2 separate regions of the Mus musculus genome follow, and region 1 is linked to region 2. A link is a loop called in an ENCODE intact Hi-C map of the cell type or tissue named here. Cell type or tissue: left cerebral cortex. All regions are shown on one strand.

What was found. Peaks named below come from ENCODE experiments on the same cell type or tissue, not always from the same donor. Only the 100,000 strongest peaks of a DNase experiment are listed, where the experiment ranks them.
Region 1: a loop joins it to region 2, with 8 times the contacts of the local background. A loop is called at or near these places in 5 of 42 quality-filtered maps.

The regions. Positions count from the first base shown.
Region 1 is chr13:52,151,461-52,159,460 of GRCm38, forward strand. No RefSeq gene overlaps it. Among named protein-coding and RNA genes, the nearest start is that of 4921525O09Rik, 59 kb to the left of the region's middle. In left cerebral cortex, a CTCF peak has its summit at 3,524; DNase peaks (open chromatin) are centred at 2,861, 3,570, 4,024, 4,326 and 1 more place; H3K27ac peaks cover 476 bases.
Region 2 is chr13:51,842,599-51,850,598 of GRCm38, forward strand. It overlaps Gadd45g (growth arrest and DNA-damage-inducible 45 gamma), which reads left to right and starts at 4,077. Exons shown (of 4, transcript NM_011817.2): 1 at 4,077-4,234; 2 at 4,754-4,855; 3 at 4,958-5,171; 4 at 5,271-5,877. The coding sequence starts at 4,182. The coding sequence ends at 5,381. In left cerebral cortex, CTCF peaks have their summits at 2,254, 3,060 (motif pointing right), 4,063, 5,456 and 1 weaker place; DNase peaks (open chromatin) are centred at 368, 2,253, 2,711, 3,109 and 8 more places; H3K4me3 peaks cover 4,479 bases; H3K27ac peaks cover 3,233 bases.

The sequences.
Region 1 (8,000 bases), 310 kb after region 2:
GCTGTTAGTGTGTCTGGGCTGTGCAGGTATATGACTTCATGTGTGTGGATGTGCAGGTGTGATCGAGAGGGATTGTTGTTGTTGGTCAACATATGTCATGACAGGGGTGCATACATACATATATCTGTCAGTATACACCTATCTATGCACTTGTCGTGGGATCGTGGTGGTTTAGAAACCATCATAGGCAAATGAGAAGTACACATAACCACAGCTACTGGGTAGGAATGCACACGTGGGAAGTACAGATCAGAGCAAAGTAGATCACTAGTAAACCTAGTTCCATGATTCCCTGCGAAGGGAGGCTTGGTCTCAGAAAAGGGCTTATGTGGGAAGGTTTTGTCCTGGGTGCCTCGGTAACGAATGTGCTTGCCTAATTGCTCTGGAGCTTCCTGTACCGGAAACATCTTTAACAGTAAAACTGTAGCAGGCACTCATCCATCCGTCCATCTGCGTGTACATGTGCGCACGTATAGTGTGTGCACACAGGCAGCATAAACACGTGTTATCTCTCTTTGATCTGCTTGGCTGAAGTTTTTGCTGCAGAGAAAACCGGTTTGTCCAGAAGCTCCTCCGCCTCAACAGACTGTGCTGAGCTGTGCCCTTGGATGTGGGACGGGTGCTAAGACTGATCCCAGAGCTCCAAGTCTCAAAGAAAAGTGAGGCCAAGCTAGCCCAGGATCAGCAGAGTCCTGCCCCTTGGGAGGGTGATCTTAGTCACCACACTGGACTCAGCAGGCGGGGTTCTGAAGGGTCTGGGTTATAAAATCTGATGGAGTGTTTGAGGCTGCCTTTCGTGCAAGTGGTCTGACTTCTTGGGAGGTATGCAGGAGCAGCCCCTGCAAGCTTGGCGATTTCCAGAGAGAGGCACCCAGACAGAAAGCACTGGCGGTGTTCCCCTGTGCTTCACAGGCTGTATGGATTCCTTGCCCTTCCAATAATGATAGTGCCGAGTCAGCACTGTTATCTTTGAGAAAATGGACAGGGTCAGCCAGGATGCAGAAACACACACACACACACACACACACACACACACACACACACTCACACATGCACTCAATACTCAGTTATGCAGCAAACTTGGGGGCCTGAGGTCAAGCAGACCACATCTTCCTTCCTGTAGGTGAGAGTAGTTCCCAGAGGCAAGCTTTTGCTTTGGCCTGGCTGGGGGCAGCTGTATTTGGGGACTGAGGGGACCTCCCACTTGTCTTTCTGACTGGACAGCAAGGATGATGGAGAAGGATCTAGGTGTCACCGTGGGCAGTCACAGAAAGGTCATAGCCTGGTGTCAAGTCTCCACGGGAGGAACTTTGGCTGGCACATTGGGGTCAGAGGACAGTGACAGAATTCCAGCCCCTAAGCCCAGAACACAAAAGTGGAACTCTTTAATTCCTGTGTAATCTTTGAGAAGGAAAACACTCCCTCACCCTGCTGGCTCCATTATAAGGAGCCATGTTTGCACTGCCAACATCTTGGGGGCTCTTCTGAGGTTTGCAGGGTTATGTTGTTGTCATTGTTGTTGTTGTTGTTGTTGTTGTTGTGATTGTTGGTATTTTGTTTTGTTTTGAGGGATGAAGCAAACTATCTCCTAGCTGTTTTAGTAAGTCCCAGTCCTTCCAAGCTTGTTTTTAAAACATTCTTTGGTGGGAGCCTGGTTTACTGTGTCTACAGATCTGGGGGTGATTATGTTCCTCCTATTTCACAATTTCAGTTGATATTTGTTCTGCCTGGTTTGGCTTTTGGAAAGTAAGAGGACGTAACTGGCTTTTGGAGACTGTGGACCGTCCCCTCCCTGCCTGGTCCCCTGGCTCTCTTGTTCTGGGAATTGTACCTATTTATTGTCTCTGGTCACTTTACATAAAGAGTTTTGTAAAAGGAACGAGGGATGAAGGATGACTCTTAAGTTTCTTTTTTACACTGACAAGCGATTTCTTCCTTGGTTTGTGGTTGTGGGCCACATGAGAGCAGCTGAGGAGGGACACGTTAGCCAGGACCTGCCCTCCGTCTTTCCACTTTATTCTACATGCAAGAGAAGGGCAGAGATTGCCACAGCGTGGCGACGGCCTTCTGCCCAACTCCGTATCCCTCCAGACACGATGGCGTTGAAATCCACTCTTCATGCTGCTGTTGGTCAACATTTGAAGACTTGTTTATGAAAATATCAGGAACTGTCAGAACCCCACAGTAGGAAACCTTACCCCCAACACACATCAACCTCCGTTGTCCCTGCCCAAAATAACAAATCAGCTTCCTGGAAGGGCCTTGCTCAAACCTGGGAGCGACGTCAGCCTGCCCTCTGCCTGTGCGTATGAGGGCTGACCTTCTGAGATCAAACATTGTCCTGTCCAAGAGTCCCTTTGCCTAGAAATGTTCCTGCCTGGTGCAGATCCCTGTTTCCCTCAGCAGCCTGGCTGATTGTCTTCCCAGGGGGACTTGCCCAGTTCTGCTCTGAGCCACAGCTCTGCCAAAGTAAACCACATAGACTTACAAACAGTTTAAAATTCATTTTTCCTAGATGAGCTAAAGATGCATAAGGGAGAGAGAGGAACTTCATTTTTTTAAAAGTGTGTATGTGGGGGAGGGTCTTTTAGTATTATTATTAATAAGATCATGATGGTGATGAGAACAGGGATGTTTCAGAGGCTGGGGATGACCTGTCAGCTATACAAGACACATCTGTGACAGAGAAGAATCCATAGTGGCTCTCGCATACTGGAAGTCCTGGTGGCAGAGCTGAGAACCCATCACGTTGCAGGGATGTCAAACAGTATTGAACAGAGCTGTGAGCCAGGGTCTGCTGCTGGCACAGCACTTGGTTCTTCCAGACAAACAGGCCAGTTTCCCAGGATTTTGCAAGCAGCAGATGAGACCTGAATGATCACACACCAGATCTTGGCAGGGATTTGCTGTCCCTGTTTGCAAGATTGTCCCAGATTGGATCACAATGTACATAGAGATGGCTCTGAAATTCCCTCAGAGAACAAATTCCTCAATACAACTCTTCATCTGGAAATTTACCTAGCCACCCCCACCCCCGTCCACAAAAATGCTAACGTTTTTAAACTTGAAGGTGCATCAGAGGGGCCAGATGCAGTAGCAGACACATCTGTAAGCCCAGCATTCTTACAGTGAGATGGGAGGCTAAGACAAGGAGCCACAGAAGCGTGAGGGTCAGCTAGCCTTGGAGTGTGCAGTAGGGGACAGTAAGAGTGTCTCAGGCAAAAAGTCCCTGTATGGTTTAATAGGACCAGCAGAGGTTGTCCTGTGATCTCCACCCATGAGCTGTGGTATGCTTCCTCAGCCATGTTAATAAAGAGGGCAAGAATAAAAACAGTGATCAGCTGAACAGATTGGTGTTACCATTTATTTGGTGCATCCCAACACCCTGCTAGCATCTCTGTTTGCTTTGTGTCTGCACGCTCCACTCCTCTCTGGGGGGACGGAGAGTGCAAGGGGACTTGATTTTACTCCAGGGTGCACGTTTAGCATGGAAGCCACGGCTGCCTGCAGCAAGCAAGCAGGAGGGTGGAGGAGACTGTAGCCTCTGCTGGACACTGTGAATCGGTGCTTGTTCTGTGCTTACAATGAACATCATCACCATAGAAACCTGGCAAGAGCTGTGTAAGAGTCTGCAGCCTTCGCCAGATGAATGTTTTGCTGTTAGGATTTGCTGTGGTCCTATTAAATCATACGGGGTGTTTTTCTGCCGGGCAACAGGCGCTGTCATAAAATGCATCCATCATCAGATCCTCACGCCACCCGTTGACCAGCCCCATGGTGCGTGTTGACATAAGCGGGCTGCAAACGGCACCCACAGCTGCAGGCTTGTGACAGGGACTCCCTTGCAACAGGTGTATGCTTTAAAGGACCCTGAACCTGGATTTACAGTGAGGCCAGCTGCTGCCTTTGGGACTGACCATTTGTCATCTCTAGATGGGTCACCCTCCTAAAAGACTAGCTTGTTGGAAATTCTATCCTCACCCATGGGACCCTGTCATAATTTTCTTTTTGCTGGCTTCTGCTAGCAGGGAGAAAAGAAGCTGAACAGCTTGCCCAAGCTTTAAGTTACAAAATCAACCAAACAAAACACTCACTTAGACCAGGCAGTACTGAAACATTCCAGAGATCTGAGAGTCCCAAGGTTGGTTAGGAACAAGGTCCTTGCCTCCTCTGGCAGAGTCCAGAGGTGACACCCAGCTCTGCTTTGTACAGCAGAAAGCATCAGCTCTGAACACCATGGCCCGCTAAATGTCCTCCACAAGAAAAATATTGTGGGCAGTTTCTATTCTGGGAGGAACTTTTGGTAAACAAAAACTTTATCCGGGTGCCACTCATCACTGTACTGAAGAAGGGGAAAAGACTTGAAATAGCCAAGTGGACGATTTTGGTTGGCTCAAAGCCCGAGTTCTTCTACCAGCTTGGGTACTTTGAGACCCACACTCACAGAGTGCTCTTGGAGCTTCCTGACAAAGTTTAACTTGAGTGGCGCAGGCATGTACAGTTTTCTTTCTCAAAGTGAAAGTGACACGTGTTCAGAGGAGACCAGGAAGACGTAAGAATGTAAATCAATAAACGGTTTGCAGAACTGACCCACAACCTCCTGACCTATATATAACTGAAGGCCTACTGACTTGCGGTGTTCGTTCCTCTTGCAGAGAGACTTAGAGAAACAAGAGGAAACATTTGGAAGCTGGGGATCCAATTAATGAGGATTAGAGTCAGGTCTGGAAGTCCAGATGTCATAGCAACAGAATTAGGGTTAGGTAACATCCAGCTATATTGTCTTTCTCTAAGAAGCCTGGAGAGGCCAGAGGGAAGTGACGACCTGGGAAGGTGTGCTCTACCTAGGATCCCTCTGTCCTTTACATCGGTGGCTCTTGGGGGCTGAGGATGACCTTAGAGAACCTGCCTAGCATGCGTGAGGTCCTGAGTTCAATCCCCGGCACTGGAAGTAAAACAACTTACAAGGTCCAGCCAGAACTACTCAGCCTCCTTCAGTGTCAGGCACACACTTGCAGAGATGTATACAAGAATGCAGGGGGCTTGGGAGATGGGTCTCCATCCAGTGGGGAGCCCCAATCCCTAGGTTTGTGGTGTGGAGCTAGAGAGTCTTATGTCTCAGAACCTGCAGCTGCAGGGGTCTCAGAGTTCAACAGGTAGGGAGAAAGAGCCTCTTGGGCTCCAGCTCCCTTGGCTGACAGGGCTCTCTCACACAGAAGAGTTCACGCCTGGGCTGCTAATTGGATGGGTGTAGACCTTAGCTATCACAAGAGGATAGGCTAAGGGTCTCGTGGCCTCTTTCCTTCTTTAGGAAATTGAAATTACAGATCTAGACTAAGCCTCAGATGAATAGGAGTGTCCATCTCTGCACATGTCTGCTAGGGTGGGGTTGGGGCGCAGCCTCTGGGGCACTAGTTATGGGTCCACAGTGGGGATCCTGAGAAGCCTGGACTCTATCTTTGCGGGAAGCTTCAACCCCTAAAGCAAAGGTAGTATTTGGTCTCGGGAAAGACGCCTGGATGGAATTTGGGGTCCGGGCTCTTTCCTCCAGGCATGGGAGATACAGCACTGAATAAATATAGACAGGACTTGTGTTCTTGGAAGGATTTATTTTATTGTTGTTCTGTTTGTTCATCTTTTTTATTTATTTAAAGTCTTGCTATGTAGCCTTAGATGATTTAGAACTCACTGTGGACCAGATGGGCCACAAACTTATAGAGCTCAATCTGCCTCTGCCTCCTGAGTGCTTGGATTAAAAGCATGTACCACCCACTATATGTATTAGTTAGGGTTTTCCAGAATAGCAGAATTTATATATGGGACACACATATGCACACATGTGTATGTATGTGTATACATGTGTATGTGTGTGTGTGTGTGTGTGTGTGTGTGTGTGTGTGTGTGTGTGATTTATTGGAATCACTTACAGACTATGATCCAACTAATCCAACAATGTCAGACTATGAATGGGAACCCCAAGAATCCAATAGTTAATCCGTTCCCAAGGCTGGATGTCTCAGTTGGTCTTCAGTAGATGCTAGAGTTCCAGAGAAATAGGCTCTAATGCCAATGAAGGAATGGACTTGCTACCAAGACAAGAGCAAGCAGGCAAAGAGCAAAAGCTTTCTTCTTCCATGAATTTATATAGGCTTCCAGCAGGTGTGGCATGGATTATAGGTGTGTCTTCCTGCCTCAAGGTCCAGATCAAAGGTGAGTATCTCTCTACTTCAAAGGTCTAGACTAGATATAGATTCACCTCCCAGGTGTTCCCTTCATTTCTGGATTGTAGTTTTTTCCAGATGTAGTCAAACTGACAATGAAGAATGTCCATCATACAGTGGGAGGAAGATGTAGTCAAACTGACAATGAAGAATGTCCATCATACAGTGGGAGGAAGTGTTTCGGAAGAACCCTTTTCCCCAGCAGCTCACGGCATTTCTCCCTCTAGATTTTTTGATGTATTCCAGAATATTCCAGAAGCCTCTAGGACTTTCCACTGTCTTCCTGTAACCCAGGTTGCCCCTTAGGAAGGGAACACAAAGTGTTGCTACAGAAAGACAAGATTTCAAGTTCTCTTTGAAAGAATATTTAATTTCAAAACAGCACCAGGAAACCTAGGCTAGGCAGGGGACCCCATAGTATGACCTAGGATACCATCTAAAATCCTAGAGTAAAACACAGGGAGCAAGAGTCAGTGTACAGCTCAGATGAACAACTCAGCCCCATGCTGGTACTCCTATATATACTACGTATGGGCCTACAGTCTGGACAAAACAACTCTCACAAGGCAGAAAGCAAGTTAAGGCATGCCTGTTCCAGCCTCATGTCTGTGGCCATGAAACCTTGTGCAGAACCTCACCTTGCTACATCCACTCATGTAGTGACTCGCGTGACAGGCCTAGAAGCCTGGAAGCAGTCCCAAGGCAAAGAGTTTCATGGAAACTTAGCTTCCTGGAACCTTGGCATTCCCATAGCACATATGCTCCAAACCTATCCTGGAGTTAGTTTGGTGTATGGATCTGTCTGCTCTCTTTCAGTATTGTTTTATTATAAGTGCCTTTAAGGATTGATTTTGACATACAGCTAAGCCTTCGCCAGTGTTCCAATGTCCTAGGAAGTCCTTGAGCTGACCTTGAGCTTGGAATTCAGTAAGAAGGTTACCTATTCAGTAACATTCAAATTTACCTCTAGTAGAGACAGTGAAAGTAATCAGGCATCACAATTTACTTGAATAGAGCTAGAAATCTCAGGGCTAGTCTACATAGTAATTACTTAGGACAATAGCCAAGTTACTCCCATACACACTTTGCTTGCTTAGAAAAATTACATTCAGATATGCACTCTCTCTGTGTCTGTGTCTGTTTGTCATCAGCACCAACTCCTTGCTTGCCTGTAACCAGAACCCTGAGTTTTCCTGCAGATCGAGGACCCGACTGAGGTTCGTCTGCAGCATCACCTCTTTTCCTATAGCTTGAGGATGTTGACCTCCTAGATCCTGGACTTAGTGAAATGGACAGAGCTGCTCTCCAGTTAGGACTGTAGGCACCTGTAGGTAATAGGTTGTAGGTTGTAGGTAGTAGGTAGTGGGCAGTGGGCAGTGGGCAGTGGGCTGTAGGTTGTAGGTTGTAGGCAGTGGTATCCCTCTGTGCCAGGCCCATTCTCACCTTGGGAATACTTTAGGAGAACCCACAAAAATTCTTATGAACCAGAACCCAGGTCACTGAACCAGACAGCACAGAGCAGAACAGGAAGCTAAGGGTGCCACAGGGGCAGATGATCATCAGAGCAAAGAGCCTTACACCCAAGTGTTAGTGGACGCTCAGATATTTTGTAACACTCTGTGTGGATTTCTGTGTCACTCGTGGGTACTTTATTTATTTGGAAGCTAGGATTTATTTGAAACCTATGACTAGGATTCTTTTGAACATATATTTTGATTAAACATATGTTTATTAGGGACTTTTTGCATTAGTGAGATGAAATACTATGTTAGTCTATGG
Region 2 (8,000 bases):
GAAGAAACTCCCTTGGGAGTGAACAAAGGACAAAGATGGTTCGTGCATGTAGGGCAAAGTTCAGTCCCTAGGTGAGGAGCTTGAGGCTCAGAAGGTTCTGGCACAGGGTCTGACCAGGAAGAGGGAACACCTGTGACTTGGGGAGGGGGTGTTTCCACTAGGGTGCACACATTTGTGTTCCGGTGTAGGGCTGCACTGCAGCTGACTGTTGCTCCAAATCCTTCCTTACTGTCGAAAGGGAAAGTAGGAATGCAGGAATGATTTGCATCCCTCCGGGGGCAGCCAAGGCTCTGCCATCGCTTCTGTCTCCCCCATGCCCTGCAAGTGCACAGCCAAGAATAATCTCGCCTTCCAGAAAGCTCTCACCACGGATGTCCGGCTTGCTGCGAAAAGCCTTCCCTTTTTGTTTCCTGTTTCCTGTCTCGGCTGTCCAGTGAAATGCCCCCCCTGTAGATCAGTATTTCACCCCGGCAAGGCTCTGAGGACAGGGCAGGGGTGGAAAGGGCTGGTGGAGCCTTTAAATGCCGGCACGCTGCCTCTGCTGAGGTTTAGGTCTTGCATAAAGATTTTTATTTCTTCTTTAACAAAATTCACCGTCATCATGGGCCACAGACCCATCATTAGCAGGTCTGGGGCGGGGGAAGGGACGTTCTTCTGGAAACATCCAAAGACTTGCCTTGTCTTGAAAAGCATTGATAAGGCTAACTAACCAAGAGAAGGCAAGAGTCCACATTTTCCTTTTTTTCATTGAAAAAGTGTCAATGAATTTGGCTTTTCCTAAGACAGCCCAGGGAACTCCACCTGCATGGGGCTGGGCTCCTCAGCCTGCTTTGGTCTTGCAGCCTTGGTCTAGCTGTCCCAGGGGCTGGCTTAGGGGGCTCGAGGCATATGCCTGCTGTTTAAGATCATTCTCTGTGCACACTCCAAATGCAGGGTGGAGGGAATGCTTCACAGAGATTATTGCCCTGGGGACCGACTCCATCTTCCTTCAAATGATGCAAGCTTTCCTCAGGACCCCCTCCTAGCAGACAAAGTCATGGAGAAGTTCACCGAGAGAATTTGCTGGGATTGGGGACTGTCTCTCCGGTTGGCCCAGGCTAGCCTTTAGACATAAGAGTCCTCCTTGCTCAGCCTTCCAAGTAGCTGGGATTCTAGGTTTTATGCATTTCTTTTAATTCGATTTTGAGGTAGGGCCCAAGGTATACCCAGCTAGTGCTAGTGTTGAGTTCAAGGATATCCTTGGATTCCAAGTGTGCACTACTTACTATGCATGGTTTATAAAGCCGGTCTTGATGCACACTCTGTATGCATCCGTTCTACCTACCGAGCTATATCCCCACCTCTAAAGGGTTTCAAAAGTGAAGTATATGTGAAACTTCCGCTTTAGTAGACTCACTGTCCCCTGTATTATTAAGGTTTAGGGATGTAGTAAGAGTGTAGCCACCGGATAATATGGGGTTTAGCAATACTGCCTGTGACGTTGGGCCCGGCCCTAACCTTTCTTTCCTAATTGAGATGGGGACTTTGGGACCACTAGGACTTAGCTAGGTAAAGTTGTGTGAGGCCCTAAGCTTAAGGCAGAGAGGAGGGTTTCCTGTAATGGAATACTTTGAAAATGCCAGCAGAGTAGACTAGCTTCGGGGTCTGTCAATCATCCCTTCTGACCCAGACTGGCTGAGGGCGAGGTCTGGAAATGCTAGTACTTAAGCCTGCGCTAACCTGTACAGACCTTCCTGTGGGGGACAGGCCGGAGGATGGGGTGCGCGGGGGGGTGTCATTTCCTGCAACTTGGTAAGTGAGCACTTTTCTAGCTATAAGTGGAAGTAGCGGGTGTGCGCCAAGACATCAAATGGATTATTATTTCCGACGTTTCCTTGGGATCTGAAACCAATGGGAATTAAGAAGTAATAAAACTGGCCGGGCAGTGGTGGCACACGACTTTTATCCCAGCACTTGGGAGGCAGAGGCAGAGGCAGAGGCAGAGGCAGAGGCAGAGGCAGAGGCAGAGGCAGAGGCAGAGGCAGAGGCAGAGGCAGAGGCAGAGGCAGAGGCAGAGGCAGAGGCAGAGGCAGGTGAATTTTTGAGTTCGAGGCCAGCCTGGTCTACAGAGTGAGTTCCAGGACAGCCAGGATGAGAAACCCTGTTTCCATCACTTAAAACGTATTTTAGTAGGAAGGGGTGTTAAGAATCTGAGAGACCTTGCAGAGGAACCACAGGGCCGACACCTGCAGTTCTCAATGCAGCCTCTGGGAGGCGCAAAACGCCGGCCCCTCGCCTAGCCTTTGGCGTTGGCAAACAAGCAGCTTCCCCTTGCAGCAAAAACGTCCTTTAAGGAGTTCAAAAATTAACACTGAATGATCTATATTCACCACCCACCTGGAGAACGCTCCAGTAGAAAGGAGAAAATCCACTCTCTCTCTCTCTCTCTCTCTCTCTCTCTCTCTCTCTCTCTCTTCTCTCTCTCTCTCTCTCTCTCTCTCTCTCTCTCTCTGTGTCTGTGTGTGTGTGTGTCTGTGTGTGTGTGTGTGTGTGGGTGGGTGTGTGGGTGTGTGTGAGTTTTGCCTCAGTCTGGCAAGCTTCATGAACGCCCTTTGCCCTATCCAGTCTCCCAGGCTTCACTCAAGAATCTCCAGAAGTCCCCTAGCACACTTTTCTGTGTTAGCACAGAGAGACGCAGACGCCCACAGTGTCGTGTTCTGCGGGCGAGCAGTCTGGAAGCCTGATGTGCAGGTCCCACGGGACAAACGATAAGTTCAGAAAGCTCTCAAGATCACTTCTAATTTTATTACGTTATCAGAAAAGAACCTCTTGAAGAAACATTTTTAAGTAGTTGAAATATTTCAAATTCTCATAAGACAAACGGATTCTTGGTCCTGGGTGGCAGGCTCCTTTCGGTCTCCAGGCCCGGGCGCCCGGTGCAGGCGTTACCCTGATTCTAAATGATGCGCATAATAGCACAGGGTTCTCGGTGCTTGGGGTGTCCCAGCTCAAACCCCCCTGAGAGGTCAACGCGAGGCAATATTTGGTGGGTGGATGAGAGGATCTGGATTTTTCTAGGTCGGCCGGTAGGCGGCGCCCTGGGAAAAACAATGTGGAACAGCCGAGTTCCCGGAGTCTGAACCCCGGAACCTCTGGGGTTTGGGGCACAGTAGCCTTGGTGTACAGCTCACTCTCGAGCTTAGCACGCGTGCATCAGAATCCCAGCAGTCAGAATAAGCCTAAGAGGTGCGCACCCAGTGGCGGGGGAGCGGCACGCTGCTCCGACCCCCACGCGCCGGGCAACCCCGCGACCCCGGCTCCCGACGGGGCTCGGCCCACCCCACCGGCGGCAGGTGGACAGTGTTGCTATGAAAGAGAAAGCGTCGATTGTCCCCACCGCGAACTGCCACACGCCAGACCTCCTCTTTTGTGTGCCCCGTATAGAAATGCAAACGAGCCGCGTGTGCCGGCAGCAATCTGCTGGTCCCTGCTGCCCGCGTCCCACAGCGATCTGCTAGGGGTAGGGGTGGGGGATGGGAGGGCTTAGACCTTGCAGCCGCGACCCCGAAAGGCGCAGAGTCCTGAGTCCCTAGTGGCAGCCTAGGCCTAATGTCAGCTGCAGTTGCAAACCTTTGACTTTAAGTTTCGGTTTCGATGTAACAACCCTATAAACTTCAAACTGAAAATTGAGGAAAAATTAGAAAGGTCGCAAAAAAAAAAAAAAAAAAAAGAGCAAAAAAAAAAAAAAAAAGAGGGGGCTTTTACATTCTCCAAGTGTGCATTCTACAAATTCCAGTATCGTATCAGCAAACAACGTACTTTTTTTTTAAACTTTTTCCTTTTAAGGACTTACAAAAAAAGAAAGGCGAGATGAAATCTGCAGGCTCCAGTCTGCCTGGTAACACCCTGACAAAAGCGGCAGATTTGAGGCTGTGTCATCCCCCGCACCCCTCCCCACGTGGCCTTCTGGCACGAGCCGCAGGCCTGCCGCCTCATTTGCATCAGAAAGCGGGCGCTGGCCAATGGGAGTGCAGCCTCCCGCCAGCTGGCGGCGGCGCGCCGAGCCTGTCTATAAAAGGGCTCTCCCGGCCCAGCCTGGCGCACTCGCTGGTGGTGGGCGCGCATCGGACTCTGGGAATCTTTACCTGCGCTCGGGTTCCCTCCGCACTCTTTTGGATAACTTGCTGTTCGTGGATCGCACAATGACTCTGGAAGAAGTCCGTGGCCAGGATACAGTTCCGGAAAGCACAGCCAGGTGGGTTTTGGGGTGCCGAGAGTTGGCCTTGTCTGGTAGTGGTCTTACAGGGTCCTCTAGGATAGAAGTTTGCAGGGTGGGAGCCGTGCACTGTCTGGCTGTGAGGTGCCGAGGCGCGGGACCAGAATTACTGCATTCGATTCGTGTCTAGAGCTAGAGTTTGGGGTGCCAGCACCTGATCGTAGTTGGGGAGCCTGATATACGGGCGCCAGATCAGAAGTAGGGAACTGGGAGTGCAGGCGCCAGGTCGAGACTGGGTGATGGGGAATGAGGGCGCCAGATCATGACTAGGGTGCCAGAGGTGTGGGCGTCAGGTCGGGACTGGGGATCCGGGTGTGTGGGCGCCAGGTCGGGACTGGGGATCCTGGTGTGTGGGCGCCAGGTTGGAGTTGGGAGGCAGGAATGCTGGCGCCAGGCAGGTCTAGGCTAAGGGGCCAGCTGGGACTTGGAGGTCAGGGCAGGGATCTCTCCGTCGCGTCCCCGTGCTGGTCCCCACTCACGGCGCTTGTTCTTTCACAGGATGCAGGGCGCCGGGAAAGCACTGCACGAACTTCTGCTGTCGGCGCAGCGCCAGGGCTGTCTGACCGCTGGCGTCTACGAGTCCGCCAAAGTCCTGAATGTGTGAGTGTAGAAAGGCCCCGCGTGCAGGGATTGGGGTTGGCGCGGCGCGGAGACCTGGGGGTGGCATCGACTCTGACCTTGTCCTTCCCATCTGCTCTGCAGGGACCCTGACAATGTGACCTTTTGCGTGCTGGCTGCCGATGAAGAAGATGAGGGCGACATAGCGCTGCAGATCCATTTCACGTTGATTCAGGCGTTCTGCTGTGAGAACGACATTGATATCGTGCGCGTGGGAGACGTGCAGAGGCTGGCGGCGATCGTGGGCGCCGACGAAGAGGGGGGCGCGCCGGGAGACCTGCATTGCATCCTCATTTCGGTGAGTGTCCCCCACTGTTTCCCTACGCCAGTCCCCCAAACCATCCTGGCCAACGACAAGCATGGCTGACCCATGTATTTTTTTTTTTTTTAAATTCAGAATCCTAATGAGGACACATGGAAGGACCCTGCCTTGGAGAAGCTCAGTTTGTTCTGCGAGGAGAGCCGCAGCTTCAACGACTGGGTGCCCAGCATCACCCTTCCCGAGTGACAGCCTGGCAGGGACCTTGGTCTGATCGACTTGGTGACACTCTAGCGCGCTGCTGGCTCTGGAGTGGCCCTCCGAGGGCGCTCGAGTGCGCGTGGAGACTGGCAGGCGATGTTGCCTGGAGAGCGAGGAGCGCGGCCTCCCAAGAAGGGGGTCTGGCGGCAGCGGGGACACCTTGTTCCGAGCCCAGGACTCTGCCAGTGTCCGGAGAGGCTGCTAGCACAGGAAGGCCTAGGCGAGGACGTTGGCCCCAGGGCCGGGAAGAACCGACCAGCGAGGCAGGTGTGACTCAGCAAGCAGCCTTCCAGTGAAAGGAGGGGAAAGAAAGGCAGGCGACCGCCTGGACTTGGTACAGCGGCAGGAGCGGCCACTGCAGGAGCGAGCTGGACTTAGCCGACTGCACTGCTCTTTCAAAAAACGGATCCCGGGCAATGCTTTCATTTTCTAAAGGACGCTATCGTGGAAGCTTTGAATATCACAATAAACTTATTGAAACAAACTTAATGCCTTTTTATTGAGGGTAGGGGATTCTAATGGGGAGGGGGCGGCGGTAAAGGATGTTTCACGGCACCTGGGACCACCTTTCTGTTGGGGCAAGAAACTGCAGCCTCCTGGGGCTGGCGGTGGGGGAGGGGGTGCAGGCGAGTAGTAAACGGGAGAACTTGGGCCAGAGTACTGTTTGAGCCTTTCAGGAAGATTTCAAACTTGCAAGACAGGAGCATACTTGATAAGGCATCCGGGTGCAGGAGCTCCAGGCTTGCAATCCAATTCGATAACAGTGACTTCTGCCTCCAGTACCTCCCCTCCCCCGCTCCGCCCCCTCCCCCCACCTTTGCCTCGACAGCTGCTTATCTGAACAGCTTGCGGGAGGCCCTGTGCCTTCCAATACAATGAGCTTGCCTCTGCAGCTCTGCCCTTGGTGCGGTGGCTGGGGATGGGGGCGGGTTGCTCTAGCTTTCAGGAACTTTCTCCTTTTAATTGCTCTGACAAAGCTACGCTACTAAAGTATTAATATCAAATATGACACCAGCGAGTTGCGTTCTCAGTATGAATCATCATTTTGTCACAGCCGTGATGGAAGTTACAGTATCTTAGCAGAAGTTGGAAGGCACCGTCTATTATAAATAGGAGTGAGCCAGTCTGAGTGGGGTGGGCATCTGCTAGTTCCTATTCTCAGGGCTTCTGCCCACCACATCAGTGAGGGCTGCTGCTCTCCACAATTCCTTTTAAAGTCGGAGGACAAACTCACCAGAGCCAAGATTATCTTTTGAGAAGGATCTGGGGGGTGGGGGAAACGTCCCAGTGAGAGGACTTTTTCTGTAGCTTAGTGCTTCTGGCTTTCACTGCGCATTCCAGGCCGTGCTGACGGATGGGGGGGGGGGGGGGGGGAAGCCCACGTGGGGCTTTCTTGCTGTCAGCTCTGCTGCCGGGCAGAGCTGGAGCCTTCGGGGAAGGGCGGGGTGGGGTGCTGTTTTTCTAAGAAGGCCATTGGGCTGATTTACCAGCAACGCTTAGGGAGGCTGGTTTGCCGGTTGAATGCCACTTAAAAAAAAAAAAAAACAAAACAAAAACGCCACAGCACATTCTGGAAGCCTGTGCAGGGCAACAGGAAAAGTGCAGGAGCGCGTGGACGCTTCCTGTAAGGAAAGGGTGCCCTTTCTGCTCCACACCGACTCTGCTGAAAGAATGCAGCCACGGTGGTGCCCAAAGAGCAGCGCTGTTTCGCTTGGGCGTTAAATTTTTTAGGTGGAGGAGCCTTTCAGTGGGGAAGTAGACCAGCATGCTGATAAAAATGACCTCTTGCCATAGTGTTCAGGAGAACACTGCAGGCTGGCAGACCCTTGTAGGCACCCTTGACTTGGCAGTCGGTAGGAAACTCGGCTTTCTCTGATTGGTCCTTACTTCTGCGGCCACCTGTTAGAGTTTTAGGAGACAAGAATTATGAGGAGGGCGTGGGGGTGGGGAGTAGGAATCCAGGGTTTGACGTCTAGAGGCTGGGAAGGGATGGTTGTGGCCAGAATTTGTGCTGAATTCATATGTGTGTGTGTGTGCGTGCATGTTATTATTATCATTAACTAACCAAAAGGGCATAAAATAAATTAAAAGGTGTGCAGTTATTTAGGCAGAGTCCTGGTCTCAAACTCAGCATATAGTTATGGATAACCTCGAACCTCTGTTCCAGCTGCCTTCAGCTCCGAAGTGCTGGAACTACGAGTGTGGGCCACCACAGCCCATTCTGTGCAGGGTTGAGGATGAAACCCAGGCAACATACACAACACCACATCCCTGTACTTCAAAAGCATGGAGTTTGAAAACCTTGCATCCCATGCTTACAGTGACCATGGGTGAATATGCATGGGTAACCCTAGATACATGCTAAACATGACATACATGTCCAGGAGAGGAACGTGAGTGTTGAGCCCAATACTCTGCCTCTAGAAAGCACTGAATGAGTGGTGATGACTTAAAGGCTAATGGCAAAAGAAGGCAAACACAAGAGCCACAGAACAAATGGGTGAGCGGTCTGCAGGCTGATTCTGGAGAGGCACCTGTTTTCATGGGAGACCTTTTTTTTTTTTTTTTTAAACTTATAAAAGTTATAAATCCATTTGGAGGAAAGTT